7 separate regions of the Homo sapiens genome follow, and all the other regions are linked to region 7. Evidence: chromatin contacts called from ENCODE Hi-C or POLR2A ChIA-PET data. All regions are on one chromosome and are shown on one strand. The core of a region is the stretch at or near the end of the contact, and the rest is flanking DNA. Distances in the headings are between cores, read along the strand shown. Region 1 overlaps CDC14A (cell division cycle 14A). Region 2 holds the start of GPR88 (G protein-coupled receptor 88). Region 3 overlaps CDC14A (cell division cycle 14A). Region 4 overlaps CDC14A (cell division cycle 14A). Region 5 holds the start of CDC14A (cell division cycle 14A). Region 6 has its middle 42 kb from the start of AGL. Region 7 overlaps SLC71A1 (solute carrier family 71 member 1).

What was found. A loop is a pair of places that touch in the nucleus more often than their neighbours do. ChIA-PET counts read pairs that join two places held with the same protein, here RNA polymerase II (POLR2A). Pooled maps may share reads with other maps.
Region 1: a loop to region 7 is called in a pooled map, with 5 times the contacts of the local background. The contact joins two enhancer-like sites. A Hi-C loop is called at or near these places in 1 of 168 maps with a recorded cell type or tissue (endothelial cell of umbilical vein), 7 of 37 single-sample maps with no recorded cell type and 10 of 50 pooled maps. POLR2A ChIA-PET finds 5 or more read pairs at or near these places in 5 of 52 experiments (GM12878, T-cell, activated CD4-positive, alpha-beta T cell and 2 more).
Region 2: a pooled map shows a loop between it and region 7 (6-fold over the local background). The contact joins the promoter of GPR88 here to the enhancer-like site in region 7. A Hi-C loop is called at or near these places in 4 of 37 single-sample maps with no recorded cell type and 3 of 50 pooled maps.
Region 3: a pooled map shows a loop between it and region 7 (3-fold over the local background). The contact joins two enhancer-like sites. A Hi-C loop is called at or near these places in 1 of 168 maps with a recorded cell type or tissue (endothelial cell of umbilical vein), 8 of 37 single-sample maps with no recorded cell type and 9 of 50 pooled maps. POLR2A ChIA-PET finds 5 or more read pairs at or near these places in 4 of 52 experiments (T-cell, activated CD4-positive, alpha-beta T cell, activated T-cell and 1 more).
Region 4: a pooled map shows a loop between it and region 7 (4-fold over the local background). The contact joins two enhancer-like sites. A Hi-C loop is called at or near these places in 6 of 37 single-sample maps with no recorded cell type and 4 of 50 pooled maps. POLR2A ChIA-PET finds 5 or more read pairs at or near these places in 3 of 52 experiments (GM12878, activated T-cell and common myeloid progenitor, CD34-positive).
Region 5: a loop to region 7 is called in a map with no recorded cell type, with 7 times the contacts of the local background. The contact joins the promoter of CDC14A here to the enhancer-like site in region 7. A Hi-C loop is called at or near these places in 10 of 37 single-sample maps with no recorded cell type and 3 of 50 pooled maps. POLR2A ChIA-PET finds 5 or more read pairs at or near these places in 5 of 52 experiments (BJ, RWPE1, T-cell and 2 more).
Region 6: a map with no recorded cell type shows a loop between it and region 7 (7-fold over the local background). The contact joins two enhancer-like sites. A Hi-C loop is called at or near these places in 14 of 37 single-sample maps with no recorded cell type and 5 of 50 pooled maps.

Annotation. Positions count from the first base shown.
Region 1 is chr1:100,462,666-100,465,995 of GRCh38, forward strand. CDC14A (cell division cycle 14A) reads left to right here. Exons shown (of 16, transcript NM_003672.4): 9 at 1-216. Among named protein-coding and RNA genes, the nearest start is that of GPR88, 74 kb to the right of the region's middle. RefSeq lists enhancers at 1-104, 1,383-1,472. Within about 2 kb of position 1,251, at least 6 of the 41 ENCODE cell types and tissues checked have a DNase peak (open chromatin) inside an H3K27ac peak, as active enhancers do.
Region 2 is chr1:100,536,558-100,539,661 of GRCh38, forward strand. GPR88 (G protein-coupled receptor 88) reads left to right here and starts at 1,582. Exons shown (of 2, transcript NM_022049.3): 1 at 1,582-1,945; 2 at 2,337-3,104. The coding sequence starts at 2,410. RefSeq lists enhancers at 2,006-2,855, 2,304-2,703, 2,856-3,104 and a silencer at 2,974-3,104.
Region 3 is chr1:100,442,187-100,445,616 of GRCh38, forward strand. It overlaps CDC14A (cell division cycle 14A), which reads left to right. Exons shown (of 16, transcript NM_003672.4): 7 at 748-810. Among named protein-coding and RNA genes, the nearest start is that of CDC14A, 91 kb to the left of the region's middle. Within about 2 kb of position 2,010, at least 8 of the 41 ENCODE cell types and tissues checked have a DNase peak (open chromatin) inside an H3K27ac peak, as active enhancers do.
Region 4 is chr1:100,386,361-100,389,894 of GRCh38, forward strand. All of the region lies in intron 3 of CDC14A (cell division cycle 14A), which reads left to right. Among named protein-coding and RNA genes, the nearest start is that of CDC14A, 36 kb to the left of the region's middle. Within about 2 kb of position 1,496, at least 5 of the 41 ENCODE cell types and tissues checked have a DNase peak (open chromatin) inside an H3K27ac peak, as active enhancers do.
Region 5 is chr1:100,350,910-100,354,183 of GRCh38, forward strand. CDC14A (cell division cycle 14A) reads left to right here and starts at 1,597. Exons shown (of 16, transcript NM_003672.4): 1 at 1,597-2,094; 2 at 2,853-2,943. The coding sequence starts at 2,046. RefSeq lists enhancers at 354-783, 824-873, 2,124-2,433, 2,474-2,723 and silencers at 1,374-1,463, 1,494-1,543.
Region 6 is chr1:99,807,179-99,810,374 of GRCh38, forward strand. No RefSeq gene overlaps it. Among named protein-coding and RNA genes, the nearest start is that of AGL, 42 kb to the right of the region's middle. RefSeq lists an enhancer at 2,096-2,596. Within about 2 kb of position 1,698, at least 4 of the 41 ENCODE cell types and tissues checked have a DNase peak (open chromatin) inside an H3K27ac peak, as active enhancers do.
Region 7 is chr1:100,076,297-100,079,515 of GRCh38, forward strand. SLC71A1 (solute carrier family 71 member 1) reads left to right here. Exons shown (of 12, transcript NM_033055.3): 9 at 869-981; 10 at 2,155-2,252. Among named protein-coding and RNA genes, the nearest start is that of SLC71A1, 40 kb to the left of the region's middle. RefSeq lists enhancers at 1,376-1,425, 1,436-1,585. Within about 2 kb of position 1,440, at least 2 of the 41 ENCODE cell types and tissues checked have a DNase peak (open chromatin) inside an H3K27ac peak, as active enhancers do.

The DNA.
Region 1 (3,330 bases), core at 1-2,500, 390 kb after region 7:
CCCCTGAAGCCTACTTTCCTTATTTCAAAAAGCATAATGTGACTGCAGTTGTGAGGCTAAACAAAAAGATTTATGAGGCAAAGCGCTTCACAGACGCTGGCTTCGAGCACTATGACCTCTTCTTCATAGATGGCAGCACACCCAGTGACAACATCGTGCGAAGGTTCCTGAACATCTGTGAGAACACCGAAGGGGCCATCGCCGTTCACTGCAAAGGTGTGTGCAAGGCCTCGGTGGTGGTGGCTGTGCTTATCGAAGGGGCGGGCCAAGGAAGAGCAAATAACATAAAACAAAACCTGTTTAGTGTCTTAGAAAAACAATGAGGTTTTAAATTTCAGACAACTGGGACACAAACTCATTTTAATAACCCCTTCTTAAAGAAACGATTGCTTGGGTGTGGACAATTGGTGGTGGTGTGGCTTTCTTGATATGCCAGTTTTTCAGACCTTACCTTTCCAGGCCCACGTGCCACAATGAGGGGAAACACAGTAGCAGTGTCTTTAGGCTGCAGGAACACCTTTAAACAGGTAAAATTCTCAAGAGACAAGGGTTGTTAGTTTTCCTCTCTCCTTTGTTTTTTTTCAGAATTGCCCATCTCTTCTCCATCCTCTTGCACTGTCGTGGTTCTGTTTTATGACCCAGTTATCTGGACCCCCATTCCAGTCTCTGCTTTTCCCTCCCCTCCTAGTCTTTGGCTTCATGGAGCAGAGCGTCTTCCATGCCTGTTGCTAGGGGCAATCCGCTAGCTTACAATGCTGCTGATGTGATGCTGCCTCATGGAATAAACTTAAAGAGTTTGTTTTGCAAAAATCTCTGATCTCTGGGGGTGGATACTTTGGGGCAGGAATTGTTCAGACTATAGAAGGTTTAGGATTGCCAGATTTAGCAAATAAAAATACAGGCTGCCTAATTAAATTTGAAAGTTAGATAAACAATGAATACTTTTAAAACAAAAAGTATAAATATGTCCCAAATATTGCAGGGAACATGCATTCTGTATTTTATCTGGCAACCCCATGTCAGCTACTCAGAAAATATGACATGCCATTTGCTCTAAGCTTGTTTGACTTCGAGGAGGCTTAAAATCCACTCCATTCCAGATCTTTCGGTATGGATAATACTGGAAATATTCCAGATATTTTACTGGGTCTTTGATTTCAGCGAGGAGAAATCACTAGGGCCGCCCTGGGCTGGAGCCTCGAGTTCCTCATGTGCAGCTCCTCCTAGTGTCGCTGGGTGGTGCTGTGCTTATGGTTTTGGGTCTAGACCCGGTTTCCCTCTCATTTTATGCTAATCATCTAGTAGGTGTTGGGGAGGGTGCTGTTCTTTTCATGTGCCTAGTGCTGCTGTAACTGACTTATTCAGACGAGTATGGCTTTGGTTCTGACAGAAATTAAAATGCCGTTTTGTAGGCCCTTGTTTCTATGTTTAAGATTTGAGTAGGTGGAGGTACTTTGTGAACATGTGAGCAAAAATGGGAAGCTGCGGTTTCCCAGAGACCCAGAGAGATGGAAATGAGCAGCACGTGGCCTGGGTTTGGAGCAGGGCTCCCCATGCCAGGCTCCCTCCTCCTGGGTGGGCAGAGCTCTCCCTCCCCACCCTCCCCATTAGCTAGCAGGATGGGCCCTGGCTTTGTGGGATATCTTGTCTCTGGCGTGGAGTCTGTTAGGAAGGTGTCACTTGCTGGCTCATTTGTGGGTGCTGCTTTCAGGCCACAGTGGGGTGCCAGTGTGTTGGCTTGTCCCCATGTGATTCATTTGCACCCTGTTTGCTTTTCCATTGCATTTTGTTCAGTATTGCCCAGGTCCAAGAAAAAGCCCACATGTCACGTATTTTAAACAGCAATAGAACTTGAGAGCTAATGGGAACGTTTATATCAACGTTTAGCAGGAGATAATCCTATCTTCTCTTTCAAACTTTAGTTTTGTGCCATAAAAATTGTATTTTTTCCTGAGATTAATTTGGCCTTATTTCTTAGTTCAAGTAGTTTTATTATTACTACGTCGTAGAGTTTATCTGTGGATTAGCCATCCGTATCTTGGATTGACACATTCAAAGGAGAAGAACTGCAAAGCTTTCATTAAAACTCAGTGTGTTTCTTGATAGTATTTCTCACCTGAGAGACCTTGTGCAAAGAAAACTCTCTGGTGTTAAACATTCTTATTACAGATATTTTCTCTATATCCTTGACCTGTGAATGTTTACCTTTTAAAAAATATATGTATTTATTTTATATTGCAAATTTCTTTTCTTTTCTTTTCTTTTTTTTTTTTTTTGAGACAAAGAGTCTCGCTCTGTCACCCAGGCTGGAGTGCAATGGTGCGATCTCAGCTCACTGCAGCCTCTGCCTCCCAGGTTCAATCAATTCTCCTGCCTCAGCCTCCCAAGTATCTGGAATTACAGGTGCCCACCACCACTCCTGGCTAATTTTTTATATTTTTAGTAGAGATGGGGTTCTGCTGGCCAGAACTGGTCTTGAACTCCTAACCTCAGGAGAATGTTGGCCAGGCTGGTCTTGAACTCCTGACCTCAGGTCATCCACCTGCCTCAGCCTCCCAAAGTGCGGGGATTACAGGTGTGAGCCACCGTACCCAGTCTGTATTGTAGATGTTTTTATTTTAAATCAGAACCTTTAACATTGAAGTCAGTTCTTGTATAGGATAGTCACATTTACATGTGGTAATATCTTTTTGAGATTGTTATTTCATTTTCTTCCACTTGCACACACACGTAGGATTCTTTTATAAGGATTACACCTTTGGTTTAATTACAGCTGTATTGCTTTTCACAGCATACTTATCTACTATAGGCTTATTAATTATTTTGACATCTGCCCTAATTAAGTCAGCTTAGTTTTCTGGGAATTCAAGCAGCACTCAGTCTTTTAATTGAACTAAAAGAAGGAAGGAGAAAGAATCTTATCCTATGTCAAATGAACTTTGGTGGCTACTGAAAAGGGAATGAATATGTCATGCCTCAACGTAAAGTATTTTATACAGAGATAAACTAGAAACCAATTTGCTGGGGATTACATTTCAATATCTGCATTTCACTTTGTGGTTGATAAAAGAGATGGCTATGAATTCTTGAAATTCTCTACCACAAATAATAATCTAAAATACAGCAACGTTGTGATAGTCCAGTATGTGATTATCGATGTTCTATAGGGCTTTCAGAAAATGCCTGGAACTATAAAGCAATTGGTGTTTGACTTGGTATAAATAGAACACTTTTCAACATCTTGTCATGCTGTGCCAGGGAGCCCTTTAATTACAAATGCTTAAAAAATTTTGTTAAAGTTTTTATAGAAACTTAGTGAAATGTTCCTAT
Region 2 (3,104 bases), core at 332-2,831, 460 kb after region 7:
ATGCATGTTAGATAGAAGAGGTATATGCCATGTGTCATAATTAGAGAGAAGAAATGCTAAATTCATGAATAGGGATTCACAGAAAGTTTTAACAGAAAGGGCCTTTGAAGTGACTGACTGTGAACTTATTTGACAAGATGAAAATAATCCATCGCAAGGCTACATGATGGATGCTCGGCTTAGTATCTGGGTGTGCTGCAACCCCACCTAACATTTTTTTCTATTATGCCATGTTACCATATTCCCATATTGAGTTACATTTTCAAATACATGACTTTTCCAGTGAATAATTGAGAGAACTCCTTTTCTGAAAAAATTCCCACATGGAATGGATAAATGAACACTTGCACCAAAGAAGATGCCAACATCAGACTGCAAATCTCCAAGACAGACAAGACAAAAAGTTCTGAAGTGAAAAGTCATCTTTGTTCACACTGTGGATTATTCAGGTTTCTTGCTTTCCCCCTGACACACATTTTTTTAAAATTGACTTTATTTTTTTAGAGCAATTTTAGATTCATGGCAAATTTGAGTGAAAGATACAGAGATTTCCCATGTACTCCCTGCCCCTCGCATACATAGCCTCTCCCATTATCAAAATCCCCCACCAGAGTGGTTCGTCTGTTACAATTGAATGTACGTTGACACATCATTCCCCAAAGTCCATGGCTTACACTGATGTTTCACATTCTGCCACTTTGGGCAAATTTATAAGTACACAGATCCACTATTATGGTATCATACAGAGTAGTTCCACTGTCCTAAGAATCTTCCGTGATCATCTATTCATTCCTCCTTTCCCCCTAACTCGGGCAACCACTGGTCTTTTTAACTGTCTCCATAGTTTTGCCTTCTCAAGAATGTCATAGTTGGTAGCATACAGTATGTAGTCCTTTCCAGTTGGCTTCTGTCACTTAGTGATACACACTTAAGGTTCCTTCATGTCTTTTCATGGCTGGACAGCTCATTTCTTTTTAGCACTGAATAATATTCCATTGTCTAGATGTACCACTGACATCTGCTTTAAATCTTTTGCCCATTTCATTTTTACCCTCTAACCATTTCATTACTAAAACACAAAACAAACTCCGGAAAGGAGTTTGTTGATGAGAAAACACTGAAAGTACGATTTAAATTGAGGAATGGAGATTTTCTGTGGATAATTGTCTATGTTCCACTTTACCAAAGAAAAATGAATTTCAAGTAGTGCATAAAGTAATTCTCGTTAAAAAATGTGGGAATAAAGAGATCAGTCCTGGGTACTGGGAATATATTTATCTCACAGAAAAATCTTGCCCACAAAATGCATCAGACTGAGATGAAATACTCTAGGGTATATTAAATTTTATTCTAATATTGAAGGGAGGGAAAAAAAGGACGGAAAGAAAAATGAAACAGGATGAAAAATAAGGTGATTGGGAGAGAGAAAAGACAGAGAAACTTGTTAACGACAGGACTTTCTGAGCAAGATATTTTTCTTCCTTTTACAAGTTGGAAGCTATTGAATAATTCATGCCAAGCGTGGAAAGGCTGTCTTTTCCCTGGATGATGTATAACTAAGCAGGAGAGAGCTTCGAGTGGGTTCACCACATCAGCCACCACTCCTGCTTCTGAGCACAGGGTGCTCTCCTCTTGAGCTCAGCTTCTGCTTTTGCAGCCAAGCATTCTTGCTGCTGCTGCCTGCCTGCCCACCCGCCTGGGCTTGCAGCCCGCCACTTTACTTTCTCCAGCCCTGATACCAGCTGAGAAGTCTCCCTGCAGCTGCTAGTTCCTGCCCAGGACCATGTGTGTGGATGCTGCTTGGGAGAAGCGGGCACTTGCTCCTGGCACTGATCCCAGCTGAGTTTCTCCTGTTGATTTCTGGACCACTGATGCTGTTGCTGAGGAGGTATTTCCCGGCATCCCTCCCCCTGAGACACCGGCTAAGGACCAGCCTAAACGCAAGGTAACCTTCACCTCTTTCCCATGGGATTTTCCCCAGCTGGGATATCTCTGCTTTCTCCTGGAACTAGGTCCTCCAGCTGGCAACATATCTCTCTCTCTCTCTCTCTCTCTCTCTCTCTCTCTCTCTCTGTGTGTGTGTGTGTGTGTTGGGGGAGAAGAGGAGACTGTTTTAGGTATTGCTCTGTCCTAGGGCTTCCCCGATACCTGCTGAATCCAATGCAAAGTGGCCTTTCCCCTGGCTCTGGAGACATTTCCGAGGCAGGCACCTGTCATCTGCCACCCCCGTCCTCCTCCTCGAGCTCCCTTTCTCCCCCTCCCCCAGCCCATTATTCTGCTTCAGCCTTTTGTGTCAGTGGCAGAGGGCTGAAGGGATGTCTTTGCCCTTCTGGCAGGCAGGACAGTGTCAGGATGGACCGCGCTGCCAGAAGCCGACGCTAGCGAGGGAGGTGTGAAGAGTTGGCCAGAATGACCAACTCCTCCTCCACATCCACCTCCTCCACCACCGGTGGCTCGCTGCTGCTGCTCTGCGAGGAAGAGGAGTCGTGGGCGGGCCGGCGCATCCCGGTGTCACTCCTGTATTCGGGCCTGGCCATCGGGGGCACGCTGGCCAACGGCATGGTCATCTATCTCGTGTCGTCCTTCCGAAAGCTGCAGACCACCAGCAACGCCTTCATCGTGAACGGCTGCGCCGCCGACCTCAGCGTCTGCGCCCTCTGGATGCCGCAGGAGGCGGTGCTCGGGCTCCTGCCCACCGGCTCTGCGGAGCCCCCCGCAGACTGGGACGGCGCTGGGGGCAGCTACCGCCTGCTACGGGGTGGGCTGCTGGGCCTCGGACTCACGGTGTCCCTCCTCTCCCACTGCCTCGTGGCCCTGAACCGCTACCTGCTCATCACCCGGGCGCCCGCCACCTACCAGGCGCTGTACCAGAGGCGCCACACGGCGGGCATGCTGGCGCTGTCCTGGGCGCTCGCCCTGGGCCTCGTGCTGCTGCTCCCGCCCTGGGCACCGCGGCCCGGCGCCGCGCCACCGCGAGTCCACTACCCGGCGCTGCTGGCCGCCGCGGCGCTGCTGGCGCAGACAGCTCTGCTGCTGCACTGCTACCTGGGCATCGTGCGCCGCGTGCGTGTCAGCGTCAAGCGGGTCAGCGTGCTCAACTTCCA
Region 3 (3,430 bases), core at 760-3,259, 370 kb after region 7:
GTATAATTCTACTTTGTCAGAAACTATCTCATGAAACAGATTCTCCCAAGGTAGAGTTTTAGGAACAAATAAGGGCCTATTAAGTAGAAATATTAAGAAATATTACATATATATTATGTATTGTATATATAAATATACTATATTATGTATTATATATAAATATACTATATTATATATAGTATATATAAATATATACTATATATTATATATAAATATATATATTCTCTCATCAAATATTATTAAGGACCTATTAAGTAGAAATATTAAGGAAGAAAAAACAGTAAAAGATGCAGGGTTTTTTTGGGGGGCTAAATATCTCCCTATGATAAAAGGAAGACAAAAACTCATAAGAATAATTGATTTTTCTTCTCCTAACAAAGAAGTTAATCACTATGATCTATTCTGTCATAGTTAGGTCTAGTTCCCAACAGGTTCTAACTATAAATTTGTTTTATTTCATTTTGTATACATATAATTTTACATACAAAACTGATGTAAATTAGAAATCAAGGCATCTTTTGTGGGGCTTTTTCATGTTATTCTAAGTGTTTTTTTAGTTCCAGTAAGACAGTCTTAATGCAATATAACCAGTTTTATAAAAAGATTTCTAGATATGCATTAAACATCAAAGGTTTCAAGCTGTCTCTTCAGATTAGTGAGGATCATTTCTGTAAGTAGGAGTTCCAGAAATGATGAGTAGAGTTTATCAATTTAGCATGGAAAAACTAATTCAAATTCTGCTTTTAGGGATTACAACATGGATTTTTTGACTTTGAGACATTTGATGTGGATGAATATGAACATTATGAGGTTTGTACATTTAATTTTTTTTACAAAACATAATTTCATGTTGATTAATTTTTTCCCCCTGTCACACTCATGTATTGCAAATCGAGTGGGTGCTAAATAAAAGCATTCTGGAGTTTTCCATAGTGGTCAGTTTTGTCCTTTCAGCCTTGGTTATTTCCTTTGAATCAGGAGTCACCAAAATTTTATTTTGGAAAAACAACATATCTATATATATTCTCTCATTTATATACAATCACTTTGCACCTTTAGTTTATAAGAAAAATCTAGTAGGGTAGTAAAATTATGTTACTTTTATTTTAGAAATCAGGTTTTATTTAAAATAAAACTGAATTTGTACCTTTTATTTATTTATTTTTGAGGCGGTGTCTAGCTCTTTTGTCCAGGCTGAAATGCAGTGGCACAATCTCGGATCACTGCAACCTCTGCCTCCCCAGGCTCAAGCTATCCTCCCACCTCAGCCTCCCAAGCAGCTGGAATTACAGGTGCATGCCACCATGTCTGGCTAATTTTTTTTTTTTTTTAAAGACAGGATTTCACCATGTTGCCCAGGCTGGTCTTGAACTCCTGAGCTCAAGTGATCCTCTTGCCTCGGCCTCCCAAAGTGCTGGGATTACAGGCATGAGCCACCATGCCAAGCCCCCTTATAATATTTTTGGTTGTATAAATTTTATTTTGAAATATGGCTGAATTTACTTAGTTCTAAAAGTTCACTGAATTTTTTTTTCCCCATGGCATCATTACAAGACTTTTGATTAATGTCTTGACTGCTCAAAATGCAGGCAAAGGCTATCTCCAAGCTGGTTTGCGCTGTAAGGAGATGTTGAAGCAGAGTAGGATAAGGAGGAGTCTAGAAGTCATTAACTTTTTCTGAAAGATGAGAAGCCTGTACAATGTGAGTAGGTTCAACATTCTCGGAAGGTGAACTCATCCGTTGGGTTTCCCCAGAGGAGTAATACAATTTATCTCTATCCTTAGTAAGATAAGGACAGCCCTCACATTTGGGGCCCTAGTCTAGAATAGGGCTGTTTGGATATTCTGTTTCCATGTTAAATGCAACATATCTGAAAAGAAACTGATCATCTTTTACCCAAACATGGTCCTCTGCTTTGTGTGTGTTACCACATTGCCATCCTACTGAGCACCCAGCCTCAAGGCTAGAAACATTGCTGTTTTCCTCCCTAACCTAGTGAGTATTCGGATCACTTCTACTGGTGCCACAGGATGTATTAATTATATCTGTCTTTCCTCTCTGTTCTCACTTCCTTCCCTCTGACTCAGGTCTCACGTCTTTTCCTGTGGACCTTTCATTTTAATAGTTCTCTAACTGAGCACGGCCCTTCTCCTCCCAGGCTGCCTTACACACACCTGAGTGATCCTAAAATAGAGTTCTCATCTTGCTTGTCTTGTTCTTGGCCCCAAACCGGCTGTTTCTCCCATTGCCCTGCTGAAATGTGGATAAACTCTCCTGTCCTGGCATTCTTAGCTGTGATGAGCTCCAGCCTACCCTTCTAGCCCCATCTCCTGTTACTTCACTGTACGTACTCTGTGTTCCAGCTCCTCAAACTGCTTAGTTACTGTTTCTTGAATATCCCTGTTGCTTGGCTGAGGTTGCTTTTTCCCAGATTCCCATCCTTTTAACCTCCCGCTCCTCCATTTCGTTTGTGTTAAAATCCTGCACAGATTACATCTCACCTCTGGAGTACTCTTCTTCCCTGCCTTCAATTTCATGTGTTACAATTTGTACTTTCCATTTTTCTTATATCATGGCTATTTGTGTACAAGCCTAATTTTCCTTATTAGGTTGCAAATTCCCTGTGGATGGAATTATGACCAAATAGAAAAACATATACTTTGTTCTTGGATAGAAAGACTTAACATCATAAAGCTGCTACTTTTCCCAAAATTAATACATTTAATGCAATTTATGAAAAAAACCCAAAGAGAGTTTTTTTTAATACCATAAAAGCATTTTAGTAGTGACAAAGTAAGATTCCCCTCTAAAATCCCCAAGTTAGAAACAAAGGGAATATGTACTTATAAGAAAGAAGGTCAGATAACTTGTAGTACATCTGAATCACTGAATGTTATGCAGTCATTTTAAAAAATGAATTGAGCTATACCACTTATCTTGGAATGATTTCTATAATGTTTGTTGAAGAGAAAGGATATGGAAGAGTGCTTTAATAAAATCCATCTTTGTAATAAAACAAACAATAGTAAGACACTCCCTAGCCCACACATCTAGGTGTCTACATTATATGACCAGAGGTGACTTACTTTGAAGCTAATGAAGCTTAAATTTTAGAGAGCCTCACCCCCTCAACTTGTATGGGCACCTTTTACAGTCCTATACCCAATTTTGTGTTAATAATTTTTTACTCTAAGATGGACCCTCAAATTAGGTGAGTTTCAGACCCCACCAAAACCTGGATCTCTGCCCCATGTATATGAACATGAAGAATGCAAATGGCCCATTGTATTAATTATTAAATATACAGCCAAACACTAAAGCCATTTCAATTAAAGGAGAGATGGAGGCAGGAGGGGGTTGGAAGCGGTGAGAGAGAAGAAGGAACAATTCAAGGAGAAAACTTGTGGATGTTTTATTTATTCCTTCCTT
Region 4 (3,534 bases), core at 246-2,745, 310 kb after region 7:
AATTGACCAATTTTAAACTTCACTTTGCTATGGCATACAGTGTTTTTGTAACCTGTGAGCTTCTTGTGTAAAGCAGAAAATAATCTGTAATAGAGCAGGTAGCTCATTGAAAGCCTGTGGCTATGATGTAACCTTGCAAGTGTTCTCCTTGAAGGGCCCACTCATCATATTTGCTTTGTAATCCCTGCACTTTGGGAGGCTGGGGTGAGCAGATCACTTGAGGTCAGGAGTTCAAGACCAGCCTAGCCAACATAGTGAAACCCCATCTCTACTAAAAATACAAAAATTAGCCAGGCATGGTGACACCTTCCTGTGGTCCCAGCTACAGAGGAGACAGACCAGAGTAAGGAAGAGGCCACTGTCCAATTTAGAGGCATGATATTCTCCTGATATTAGGGCAGAATCTGAGAAAACATTGACTGGGCTCATACATAGAGTCCTGTCCTATTGTCTCCAAACTGTGACTTTGTCTGCATGGTAAAGTTCTTCCATGAAAGATCTCAAAAGAGAAGTTAATGTTCCATAGAAGGTACTTCAATCATCGATGTCTCCACTGGGTGTTAGTATTGCTTCTTCTAGGGTGCTTTGATTATGTAATAGTATTTTTTAAGTGGGGGACATGCTTAAAATTTGAGAGGAAAAAACATTAAAGAGTTTTTTTTTTTTAAATCAGCCCACTCATATAAAACATCAGCTAAACAACGGACAAAATATTTTGTTACCCCTCAAATTTTTATTCCAATACCAAAGTATCTTCTCTGTTGAACAGCATCACTGGTAGAAAACTGTGGGCCAGGATGACCATAAGAGGGAGGCCCAGTTGTGAAAAGGAAAGACATTAGCAAAAGGCCTAATTTTGATATTAGCAAATTTGAGATTAATTAGAAAATTAATTAGGAAATTAGGACAAGGTCTAATTTTGAGATTAGTAGATTTTTCTCTGCTCTCATTAACTTTGAATTCGTTTTGATTCCTCGAGTGAGAGAACTCACCTCTCAGTGATTTGACCTCGGAGATGCTGGCCAAGCTTCGCTAAGCAGGAAATCATTTCTTGGCTGGTGTGCTTTTGAAACTTAACCGAGGAAACTGAATTCCAAAAATACCTAAGCAAAGTAAATGCTAGCAGCTTTAAACATTTTCCTAAAAATCAGGCAGAAAGCTCTAAAAAGAAGTCAGTTATGTTTGCTTCCTGTGGGGAGTTTCTCATAGGAAATATTTTAAAATAAAGTTTCTAGGAAGATTTTGTGAAGATCATTCTCTATCTGATGTAATTTATGAAAGCTTATAAAGTTTAAGCATTCTTCTAAAATCTTTAAAGTGTTAATTTGTATTATATTTACTTAAATAATATTTATAGCTATACAGTGAAAAGAAAGTCTTCCTCAGAGTTCTGTCCTTTAGTTTTATGGCTCATGTTCCAGGATAAGTCTCTGTATTCTATATACTTTAGAATGCGAGAGAGAAAAAACGAAACCAAGTAAACACAAAAGATTCTACTCCCCCCAACCCCCTCCAAAAAAACCCAAGGAAGAAATAAGCATCAGTGATGAAAGAACAGCACTATAACTTGTCCCTTTCAGCAAGTAGATTTGTAAAATAAATACAGTTTCACATTATTAACCAATAGCAGTAGTTTGTCATAAAACCTAAATTCTTAGTAGAAAAGAGCATCAAAAATGATAATCCAGACTTGAAGATAGACTGTTGATATTTTCTTCCCCACAGGTATTTTAGGGAATTAGGAAATGTAAATAGGGAGAGGCTGGGAGCCATAAGAGCGTCGAGTCCCTATGCTCAGTCTGACTCATGTTTATTGAGAGCCTGGCCTGTGTAAGGCAGTATTTAGATATTTGCAATTCAGAGATGATAGGAGATGCTTAGGTCTGAAGAGCCTTTATTTCCTTTTTGGTAAATCAAACATAACTTATTGATGGGGAACAAATAAGTGGCAAAACCAACCAACCACCCAACAGACAATGAGACAATGAAATAAAACAGAAAAAGGCAATGTTCAGGCAGTCAGTAGTTCCAAATTGAGAAAGCAAAGAATCAAGTGTCAGCACCATTGGTTGTAACCTTTACATCCCTAGGTAACTTCAATGCATCAACTCAACTGAGCTGAATTAAATGCTGTGCCTTTGTTCTCTCTTTATTTCATAGGAGTATTTGTATAAACCTGTCAGGAAATAAGGGCATTGGCAATAAGATACTTTCTTTGAGTCAAATACTAATTTTTTTTGTTTGATTTTTGTTTGTTTGTTTTTGAGACAAATTCTTGTTCTGTTGCCCAGGCTGTACTGCTGTGGTGTGATCATGGCTCACTGCAGCCTCCATCTCCTGAGCTTAAGTGATACTCCTATCCAGTCTTTTTGTAGAGATGAGGTCTTACTATGTTGCCTGGGCTAGTCTCAAATTCCCAGCCCTAAGTGATTCTCCTGCTTTGGCCTCTCAAAGTGTTGGAATTACAGGCATGAGCCATCACACCTGGCCTTACATACTAATTTTTAAAAGTTTAATAAAAAGGGCACTACTGGCTGGGTGTTGTGGCTCATGCCTGTAATCTCAGCACTTTGGGAGGCCAAGGCAGGTGGATCACTTAAGCCCAGGAGTTCGAGACCAGCCTGGACAACATGGTAAGACCTCACCTCTACGAAAAATACAAATATTTGCCAGGCATGGTGGCATGTGCCTGTGGTCCCAGCTACTCAGGAGGCCGAGGTGAGAGGATCGATTGAGGCTGAGAGGTCAAGGCTGCAGTGAGCCAGATCATGCCACTGCGCTCCAGCCTGGGTGCTGGGTGACAGAGCAAGACCCTGTCTCAAAAAAAAAAAAAAAAAAAAAAGGTAAAAGATAAAAGGGTACAGCCATTTTCAGATAATGTGATTCTAGGAGTTCGAGACCAGCCTGGCCAACATGGTGAAACTCTGTCTCTACTAAAAATACAAAAATTAGCCGGGCGTGGTTGTGGGTGCCTGTAGTCCCAGCTGCATGGGAGGCAAGAGAATGGCTTGAACCTGGGAGGCGGAGGTTGCAGTGAGCCGAGGTTGCGCCACTGCACTCCAGCCTGGGTGACAAAGCGAGAATCTGTCTCAAAAAAAAAAAATATATATATATGTGTATATATATATATGATTTTTGGTTATAAAAGAAATGCCTGACTTGGAGTGAAGATTTCCTGGCTCATTGGAGGGATACACTTTCTGTGGTTACATGGTAAAGCCAGAGTGTTGCAGTTTCATCTTAGAACGGGCTTCAGAGATGGAAGAGTTTTTTTTTAATTTGTAGACAATAGCAGGATCAAGAAAAGTACATAGTTGAGCTCTATTTACCTTTTTTAAAGAGGTTCTAAAAGCAGGGATTTTCTGTGTGTTGTAGTCAATGTATAAGATAGAAAAAGCTGCTTTTATAGTCAATGTGAATTTATAGACAAATACTGAAATGTACTTTTGTGCCTGTGTTTTTTTTGCTAGCTCATTAAAGACAGTTTATGTACCTATATTTAGAAAATCAATTGTCAAAATACATAAATTTTGA
Region 5 (3,274 bases), core at 347-2,846, 270 kb after region 7:
GAGGCCTGGCGCGGTGGCTCAGCCTGTAATCCCAGCGCTGTGGCAGGCCAAGGCAGGGCGGATTGCTTGTGCTCAGGAACTGGAGACGAGCCTGGCCAACATGGCAAAACCCGGTCTCTACAAAAAATACAAAAATTAGCCGGGTGTGGTGGCGCACGCCTGTAGATCCAACTATTTGGGAGAATGAGGCACGAGAATCGCTTGTACTCGGGAGGTGGAGATTGCAGTGAGCAGAGATTGAGCCACCGCACTCCGGCCTGGGTGACAGAGCGAGACCCTGTCTAAAACAAAACACACATTAAAAAAAAAAAAACCACAAACAAAACCTGCAATTGGCCCTCGAAGGGCTGGTTCCCTCAGTCAGCTCTGCACGGGTGCGCCCCCTTTCTCCCTAGAGGTCAACAAGCGACTGCGAAGGAAAACGCCGCCACAAGTTTCTTGCTGTTTCTGGAGAGACCTCTCAGAGCGCATGCTCTTCGGATAGTCGGTCTGTAGCGCCATTTTCGTATGGAAGGGACTGCACTCTGATTAGGTACAGCCTTAGGACGCCCAGCGTTCAAGTTGTTCAAACAGTACGTAGAGCCTCGCAGAGACAAGTCAATGGCCTCTTTTAGCGGGACTCCTGCCTGGAGCGCTTCAGCTGAGACTATGTAAAGAAATTCCTTTGTGTTAACCTTCCTCCTTGGACCAGTGGACTCTCCTCTCTCTCCTGTTCCCTCCGCGCCCGCCCAGGCTGGCTCAGCGGTCTCGCCCCGCCCCTCCGGGACCGGAGCACTGTAAAGATTAGGCATCTGTGATGCTTTTGCGCTCACATTGGCGGCCCAGATGAGAGGGCGTGGAGAACCAGATGGGAAACTTTTTGTCCCGTGAGAACAAAGTACAAGTTATATCAGAGTCTGGTATGTGTAGAGGAAACCAATACATGTACTGTGAGCTAGGAGCTGGTGCTTCTTTTTCAATTGTATTTTTTATAAAGATGCAGACCCCCTCAGTGTTGGGCGTGGGGGGTGGCTGAAATGTTAGCTAGAGGCGAGGCAGGGCACGGAGATCTGAGGTTTTTACGAGTGTGTGTGTGTGTGTGTGTGTGTGTGTGTGCGCGCGCGCGCGCCCTACAAGAGTTTAGAAGAGCATGGGTGAGTGGGCGAGAAAGAAAGAGAATGAGAGAGAGAGAGAAAAGAAATCTGGAGTGGGACAAGACTTAGAGGGTGCAGAAAAGAAAGGGGGCGCCAGCACATCCTAGCCTCCGAGGCCGCGACAGCGCCTTTGGCGATGTCCACTCTCAACCCCGCCGTTTCATTCATAAGTTTCTGGCCTACAGGCCCCGCCCGCTCCCCTGGGCCGAGGGCCCCGTTTCCTGAACAGCAATTGGTGGACGGCAACAAAGCCTTAGCAACCGGCTCCTAGTGACCCGCGGGGCGCCTGGTAACTGGGGCTGCTGCGGAGAAAGGAGCGGGGCTGTCCCTTTAAGGGATGGCCGCGGAGTCGTGAAAGTGGAGGGGGCTGAGGGAGGGCGGGGAGGAAGGTCTGGGGGCGGACCCAGGGGGAGGAGGAGGAGGAAGAGTAACTGCTGAAAGGAGGTGGCGAAGGAGGATCCGGAGCAGCTGCTGCCAGCCCGCGGGCACTGAAGTCCTCCCGGCTGCCGCTCGAGTAGCCACGGGCGCGATCGGGACCAGAAGTCTCCTCCTCCATGATCACTTTGGAAGCCGGGGGAAGACTTTGCCCTGCCCTGAGAGCTGGTCTGCGTTTCCCAGGCGCGGCGGCGGCGGAGCAGCAGCTGCAGCAGCCGAGTCCAAATAGGAGCGGCCACAGCCAGGGGCGTGAGCGCCCCGCGCGGAGCGAGCTCGGGTTCCCCTCGGAATGTCCCCGGGGCGCCCGGCGCGCTGACCCCGAAGCCGCCTCCGCCTTCGGCGCCTGCTGCCTCCCTCGGCCAGGCTTGTTGTTCGGGACTGTGAGCTTCCTGGCTCCTGGGCAGTGGGGAAGCCCCCGGGGGCGAGTGACTTCAGCTGGCCACGACCCAGCCCTCCCCCGTGCGTATCTCGCTTAAGATGGCAGCGGAGTCAGGGGAACTAATCGGGGCTTGTGAGTTCATGAAAGGTGAGGAGCAGCCGCCCCGCATCTTCCAACGCTTTCTTGCCCCCAACTCTTCACTTCCCGCGCCACTGTCCCCACCTTCTCCTGAGGCTGCCAGTGTCCTGCAGCCGCTGCGCGCGCTCTCGTCCCCTCTAGGGACTCTCCTTTCTCCGAGGACCCCCTGCTTCCGGCTTCTCTTTCTTGTGTCCCTTGCTCCCTCTGCAGCTCCCTCGGATGGCCTCTCGGCCTCGTAATGGGACAGCACCGGCTTCTGCCCGTACTCCGGCACTCAGCAGCTCATGGGGAGCCTGCTCCGGATGCTCACCGGTCACCTTTACTCCACCATCGCAGGCTTCGGTTTTCGGGACACCCCCAACCACACCCCCCAAGTCTCTCTCCCTTCCTCTTTTTCAAATCTCCGAAGCTGCGTCGGGAGGCTCACCTCTTTCTTCCCCTTCTCGCAGCTGCTGAGGTCTGGAGATTTGGGAACCAAACTTGCACCTCCAGTTCTGCGGGTACCCCCAGCTCCTGCCTACTCTGCTGGCCTGAAACAAGGGAAATGTGGGTGCTCTGAGCCCCGCTGAGTTCCTCGGTCAGGTCCTCCTCTTGCCTAACTGTTGTGCTCTTGAGTCTCTAGCTTTCTGGGAGGGATGAGGTTTCTGCAAGAATTCCACGTGTTAATGGGGTCTTTAAATTGTGATCCTTCGTATGTTACCACCCACCTTCACTTCCACTTCTCTACTTCTCATATGTTTTTTCTGTCTTTTAAACTTGTCTTTCAGATCGGTTATATTTTGCTACTTTAAGGAATAGACCAAAAAGCACAGTAAATACCCACTATTTCTCCATCGATGAGGAGCTGGTCTATGAAAAGTAAGTTTATGTTTTGTTTTTTTTTCTCTTGGCCATTCAGCTTGTTCTTTGACGAGGAAACACTATGCACTTTTATGGCAGTTTTATTCATTTCCCCCCCAATGATACGAGTAACAATATCAATTTTTTAAGACTCAGGTGCCTGGGGAGAAGTTCAGAGAAAATTGACAGAATTTGAACCTTTCAACACTTCAGTTCTTTTAGACATCTATCTGTTTTAGTTCTTCCTACCACCACAACAAACAGCAACTGGAGATTCCTAACATTCCCCAGAGTAGGACCAGGGAGACACACTGTCATTGCCAGACTCAGTAATTGGCCTGTGAATCAG
Region 6 (3,196 bases), core at 448-2,947, 270 kb before region 7:
GTGAAAATATCAAAATTCAAAATACAGTTTCTCCTGAATACTTAACGTCCTTTGTCCCATCATGAAGTCACAAAAATCATAAGTTGAACCATAGTAAGTCAAGGACTGTCTGTATAAGCTCACAGAATCTGGGCATAGCTTAACTGGGTCCTCTCCTTCAAGGTCTCTCATCAGGCTGCAATCAAGGTGTTGGCCAAGGCTGTGATCTCATCTGAAAGCTCAACCGAAGAGGATGATCTGCTTCCAAGTTCATGTGGTTGTTACAATTCCCTGTGTTTTGTTGGACTGAGAGCCTCAATTTCTTGCAGCTGACAGCCAGCAGCCACCCTCAGTTTCTTTTCACTGAGTCTCCCTAGCATGGCTGCTTGCTTCATGCATGCAAACCCAGAAGGCGATCAAGAGAGTCTGCTAGCATGTAAATTAGCGCAACCACTATGGAGAACAGTTTGGTGGTTCCTCAAAAAACTAAAAATTGAGTTACTATATGATCCAGCAATCCCATTGCTGGGTATACCCAAAAGAAATGAAGTCAGTATATTGAAGAGATATCTGCACCCCTATGTTTGCTGCAGCACTGTTTACAATAGCTAAGATTTGGACAAACTAAGTGTCCACCAACAGATGAATGGATAAAGAATATGTTATACATATACACAATGGAATACTATTCAGCCATAAAAAGAATAAGATCCCATCACTTACTACAACACAGATGGAACCGGAGATCATTTTACTAAGTGAAATAAGCCAGGCACACAAAGACAAACACTGCATGTTCTCACTTATTTGTGTGATATAAAAATTAAAACAGTTGAACTCATGGACATAGAAAGTAAAAGGACAGTTACCAGAGGTTGGGAAGGATAGTGTGTGGGGCAGGGAGAAGGTGGGAATGGTTAATGGGTACAAGAAAATAGAAAGAATGAATAAGACCTATTTTATCATTTACCTATTTTATCATTTATCTGTTGTGCTATCGCACAACAGAGTGACTATAGTTAATAATAACTTAATTGCACATCTTAAAATAACTCAAAGAGTGTAAATGGATTGTTTGTTACTCAAAGAATAAATGCTTGAGGGGATGGATACCCTATTCTCCATGATGTGGTTATATCACATTTCATGCCTGTAATCAAAACATCTCATGTACCCCATAAATATATACACCTACTATACCCACAAAAATTAAAAAATAAAACTAAAAAAGAGAGTCTGTTAGCAATACAGAAGTTACAATACTGTCCAGTGTAATTGCAGTGTGACATCCCATCACCTCAGCCATATTCTGTTGGTTAAAAGCTAGTCACAGGTCTCATCCACACTCCTGTGAAGGGATTACATAAGCCATAATATCAGGGACAGGGACATATGGAGCCCATTTTAGAATCTTTCTGCCTCAAACTGGTTCATCAAAAACTCTGAAAGTCACTGGAGTATCAGCAGCATGCTTTAGTAGAGCGTAACATAAGAGAAGAAGAAAGTATTTAGTAGTGGAATCTTCTCGTCAGTGTAAGAGCACAGAGAACCTAGAGGGACTTGGGAACAATCTGAGGCTGAAGGATACTAAAACAAACTAGAATTCCTTGTATTTTTGTTTCGGACCAGCCTTAAAAGGGAAACACATTAAAGTCAGTAAATGTAAATAACCACACGGTGGCAGTAGATGCCAAGAAATTTTAAGTGTTACGTGTAACTGAGGGCATGGAAGAGCAAGTTTATCTCCCTATATGGCCACCCACGTTTTCCTTTCTGTCTGACTGCTGGAAGGAAAGGGGGAGGTAACTAGAATCTTTCCACACACTCATCCCTGAAGCACTACCCATAAAGTATTACCACTGAAGAGTGAGGACATAGACAGTTCACTGTATTCCTCCCCCAATTCCTAGAAGAGTAGTAAGGGTCTTAAGGCGGGAGAATGAGACCTCCTGAAATACTTATGAAGCCTTCCCTTATCAAGTACTCACAGCCAAATATTTCAGAGTGGCGTTAATTAAAACAATGTCATACTTGGTCTGCTGTGAAGCCTGCCTAGTTCAGAGTTGATACCACTGGGGAAATCCCAGGGGAAAATAAGTGTCAAATAAAAGAAGGAATATTATTTCCACAAATGAGAGACATTAAGGATAAAGGCTTAACACCATATAGGCATGCCTCACATATATATACAGTGCATATATTCACACGTACACTGTACAGAATTCCATAGTTAGCATTACCCAGTCAGAGTGACTAGATCTGGCATTAATAAAAGAGGAGATAACTCAACAGAATTGAGTGCTCCAAAGTTGTATTACGAGAGAGGTTTTATTATCTGAGTTTATGTATAAACCGAGAAATCTTAATAAGACCTTTTCTGATTGTCTCATATCTTCTTAATTAGTCCATATCCAAAGGGGTTAATAACTGGCACTGTTCGAATTTGTTTAATCCTGAGATATTCTACAAAGGCAGTTTGGTGTTACAAAAGTGAAAGTTCCTTATATGTTTAGGTTTTCTTTTTTTCATAGACAAGGTCTCACTATATTGCCCAGGTTGGTCTCAAACTCCTGGACTCAAGCTATCCTCCCACCTCAACCTCCCAAAGTGCTGGGATTACAGGCACGACCCTCTGTGCCCAGCTACGTTCTTTTTCTAGGTAATATAACATTCCCTTTTGCTAATAGATGGGCCAAAGAGTTTGAAAGTGCCTCATCAAATCTAAAATGGTTGTGTTTGTTTTATATAAATGACAATGGTCCAATAGTTGGCTAGTCTTGGAGGGTTGGTAAATTTCTTTCTTTCTTTTTTTTTTTTTTTTTTCTGAGATAGGGTCTCACTCTGTCACACAGGATGGAGTGCAGTGGCATAAACACAGCTCCCTGTAGCCTCTATCTCCCAAGCTCAAGTGATTCTCCCACCTCAGCCCCACAAGTAGCTGGGACCACAGGTGCAATCCTCCCACCTCAGTCCCCCAAGTAGCTGGGACTACAGGCATGCGCCACCAAGCCCAGCTAATTTTTGTATTTTTGTAGAGACCAAGTTCCACCATGTTGCCCAGGCTGGTCTCCAACTCCTGAGCTCAGGCATTCTGCCCAGCTCAGCTCCCCGAACTGCTAGGATTACAGGTGTGAGCCACCATTTCTGCCCAAGCGTTGGTAAATTTTTAACATTATCTTTTGCCAACTATATACCCATACAAATCACAATAATATGT
Region 7 (3,219 bases), core at 190-2,689:
CTTGTCTATGGACTTACTAGCTATCTTATGTAGTATATTAAAAACGTTAGTTAGAATAGCAAAAAAAAATTTTCTAATGTTCCCAAATCACTGCTGAACTTTGTTGACTTTGAAAGAAAAAGGAGGCACAAGAAAACCCACCCACTGATAATATTGTTTATTAACCGCTGATTATTGCCAGGCACAATTCTAAGAACTTTATGTAAATATATCTCATTTAATTCCCATGACAAGGTTTTGAAATAGGTGCTGTTATCCCCATTTGCAAAGAGACAAAAGTGAGGCTCAAAGTGAAGTGACTTGCTGAGAGCCACACAAAGCCAAGATTATGATCCAGGCTGTTTTTCTAAAGTCTGCTGTATAGTATACTGCATTTATCCCAAATCAAGCTTATTAATTTACTGTTTATAAAAGGCATCATGGTTTCAACAACAGATTAACTTAGGTAAATAATATATGGGTAATCATTGTTCTGTTAGTTTTTCTTTAGTTGTGGAAATAAGCATTTTAGACTAACTTGGACCTAAACAAGCTTTAAGGCTATTATGTAATGGGGATCTCCAAATCATTAGTTAGAACTTTTGACCCTTCCATTTTCAACTACTGATTTAAGTGGTCCTCAGTAGAAATGTACTGAATAGGAAGTTTTATCTTTCAGTTTTCTAACTCTCAGTCTGGATCTATGTCAGCAGAGGGACTTTTCATCTGCTTATGTGACCTGGACTAGTGATCTCAGACATATTCAGGGCAATTATTGCTGAAAATCAGCCAAATTGTAGAAAAGTGCCAATAGTCCTTTTATAGTGTAGATTGAAAGAAGTCACTTTTTAAAACTTTATTCTGATAAATCTTTTTTTTTTTTTTTCAGACCATAGTCTTGAGTTTACTTATGAGGTCAATTGGAAATAAGAACACCATTTTACTGGGTCTAGGATTTCAAATATTACAGTTGGCATGGTATGGCTTTGGTTCAGAACCTTGGTAAGTATAAATATTTTAATGTTAATATTTTTAATTTTGGTGTTAGCCCTTGTGTTTTTATTTGCTTCTCAACTGAGGGGTAGACTGTAATCTGTCTCATACTATGCTTTTTATCTTTCAAAATGTGTCTAATATAAGTCTGCCACTTGTATATTTATATGTTCTCCTAGAATGGCTTGAGGATTAAAAAGGTGACCTTTTATAGCTAAATGACAGGCTGAATTTTTGAATGAGATTATACAGCTTTTGAATCTTTAAGGAGCATTTAATCTAAATCAGTCCGTTACTAGGAAAAAGTATGTAATCCCATAGCAACAAGGCCCTGAAAGTTATTTACATTTTTTGTTTTTCTGGTCAGGAAAAAGAAAGTTGTATAACCAGTGATCATTACTGATAGCAAACCAGAAGTGAAAACAATCCAGTTATTTTGGTGCCAGCTTCATGCTGTGTCTCAGCTTTTCTGACCAGTCGGGTTTCCTGCAGGGGACTTGAGTAGTGACGCTTGTTGTCAGGCTGCCCACGTAGATAGTATTATTGTGCTCAGGCATTATGGCACTGAACTCCATGGTTTGCACTAATATTTCAAACAACTGACTGCCTCGTCTCTGTTTGGACTTGGATATAAGCAAGCATCAAGAGGGTGATGATTTGTTCTCCAAACTAGCCTTTGCAAAGAGGTGCTCACAATTGAAATTACCTAAAACATTTCTTTTAAACATCAAGCCAGGAACATCCAAGTTACTTGTTCTTTACAATTTAAGGATTAGATCAAATCAGCGATATCTTCACAAATCCATCCATAAGAACTTTGCCAAAGACTTGTTGGCTTCATGTGTTTGGAAATATTTGATGATGTTTCGTCATCTATATTATACATTATCCTCAATATAACCTCTCAATTGCCTGTAGAAATAATACCCAGCACATTTTACAGTTTGGAACATGATATCCCTATTTTACATTACACCCTCACAGCACTCTTGTGAATTAAGTTGCTGTCTTTGTATACAGGGTCAGATTGTTAAGCGACTTGCCCATAGTCACCTAGTAAGCAAGTTCAGTTCTCCTTTTCTCTACAGCCATTTCACAGTAAGAATTACTTAATTATGTAGTTTGACTTTCAGGTACAGTGGAGAAGAATTTACTGTTTTTGTTTTGCTGCTCTCCTTATAGGATGATGTGGGCTGCTGGGGCAGTAGCAGCCATGTCTAGCATCACCTTTCCTGCTGTCAGTGCACTTGTTTCACGAACTGCTGATGCTGATCAACAGGGTGAGTTGATAGGAACTAGCGATAATTATTTAAAAGTACAGAATGTTCTAATCCTGTGTTCTGTCTCCTATGTACTGAAACATAAGTATATCTTCAGGGTAGAGACTTTTAAAATTGCTTTTGATATAAACAGGAAAAGCAGATTCTAGGGTATTTATCCTTAGGTAGATACATATTCCCTTTTCTCTCACTTAGAATATGTGGCTTATCTGTTCTGTTCATAGAAAATTTACTGATGAGGCTGGGCATGGTGGCTCACACCTGTAATCCCAACACTTTGAGAGGCCGAGGCAGGCAGATTGCTTGAGTTCAGGAGTTGGAGACCAGCCTGGGCAACATGGGGAAACCCCATCACTAAAATGCAAAAATTAGCTGGGCAGGGTGGCGCATGCTTGTAGTCCCAGTTACTTGGGAGGCTGAGGTTGGAGGATCACTTGAGTCTCAGAGGCGGAGGTTGCACTGAGCCAAAATCAGGCCAGTGAACTCCAACCTGGGCGACACAGTGAGAGACCTTGAGAGACCTGTCTCAAAAAAATTTACTGATGAATGTTGGCCACAGAATATTAACTAAGCATTAAGTTTTTGCTGTGTTGTGCTAGACACCTTGTGGGATATATTCATAGACCTTTTATGAATGTTGTCCCAGCCACTTGGGAAGCTGAGGCAGGAGGATTACTTGAGCTCAAGAGTTTGAAGCTAGCTTAGGCAACACAGCAAGACTCCCATCTCTAATAAAAAAAAAAAAAGAAATCATATAGTTTCAGTCATCTGAAGATATGTAACACAGCAACATCTTTAATGTCATATGCTCTCTTTTTTTTTTTTGGTGGGAACATTTAATTCTTGGGATGCTAACAGATGACAAATACTTCTTTGAAAAGGATATGTTTTGTCTAGTCATAAGGATAAAAGGGGCACTGCAAAACAGTGGCAGTTGTCACTTGGTTGATAAATGAGGAAGGAAAGG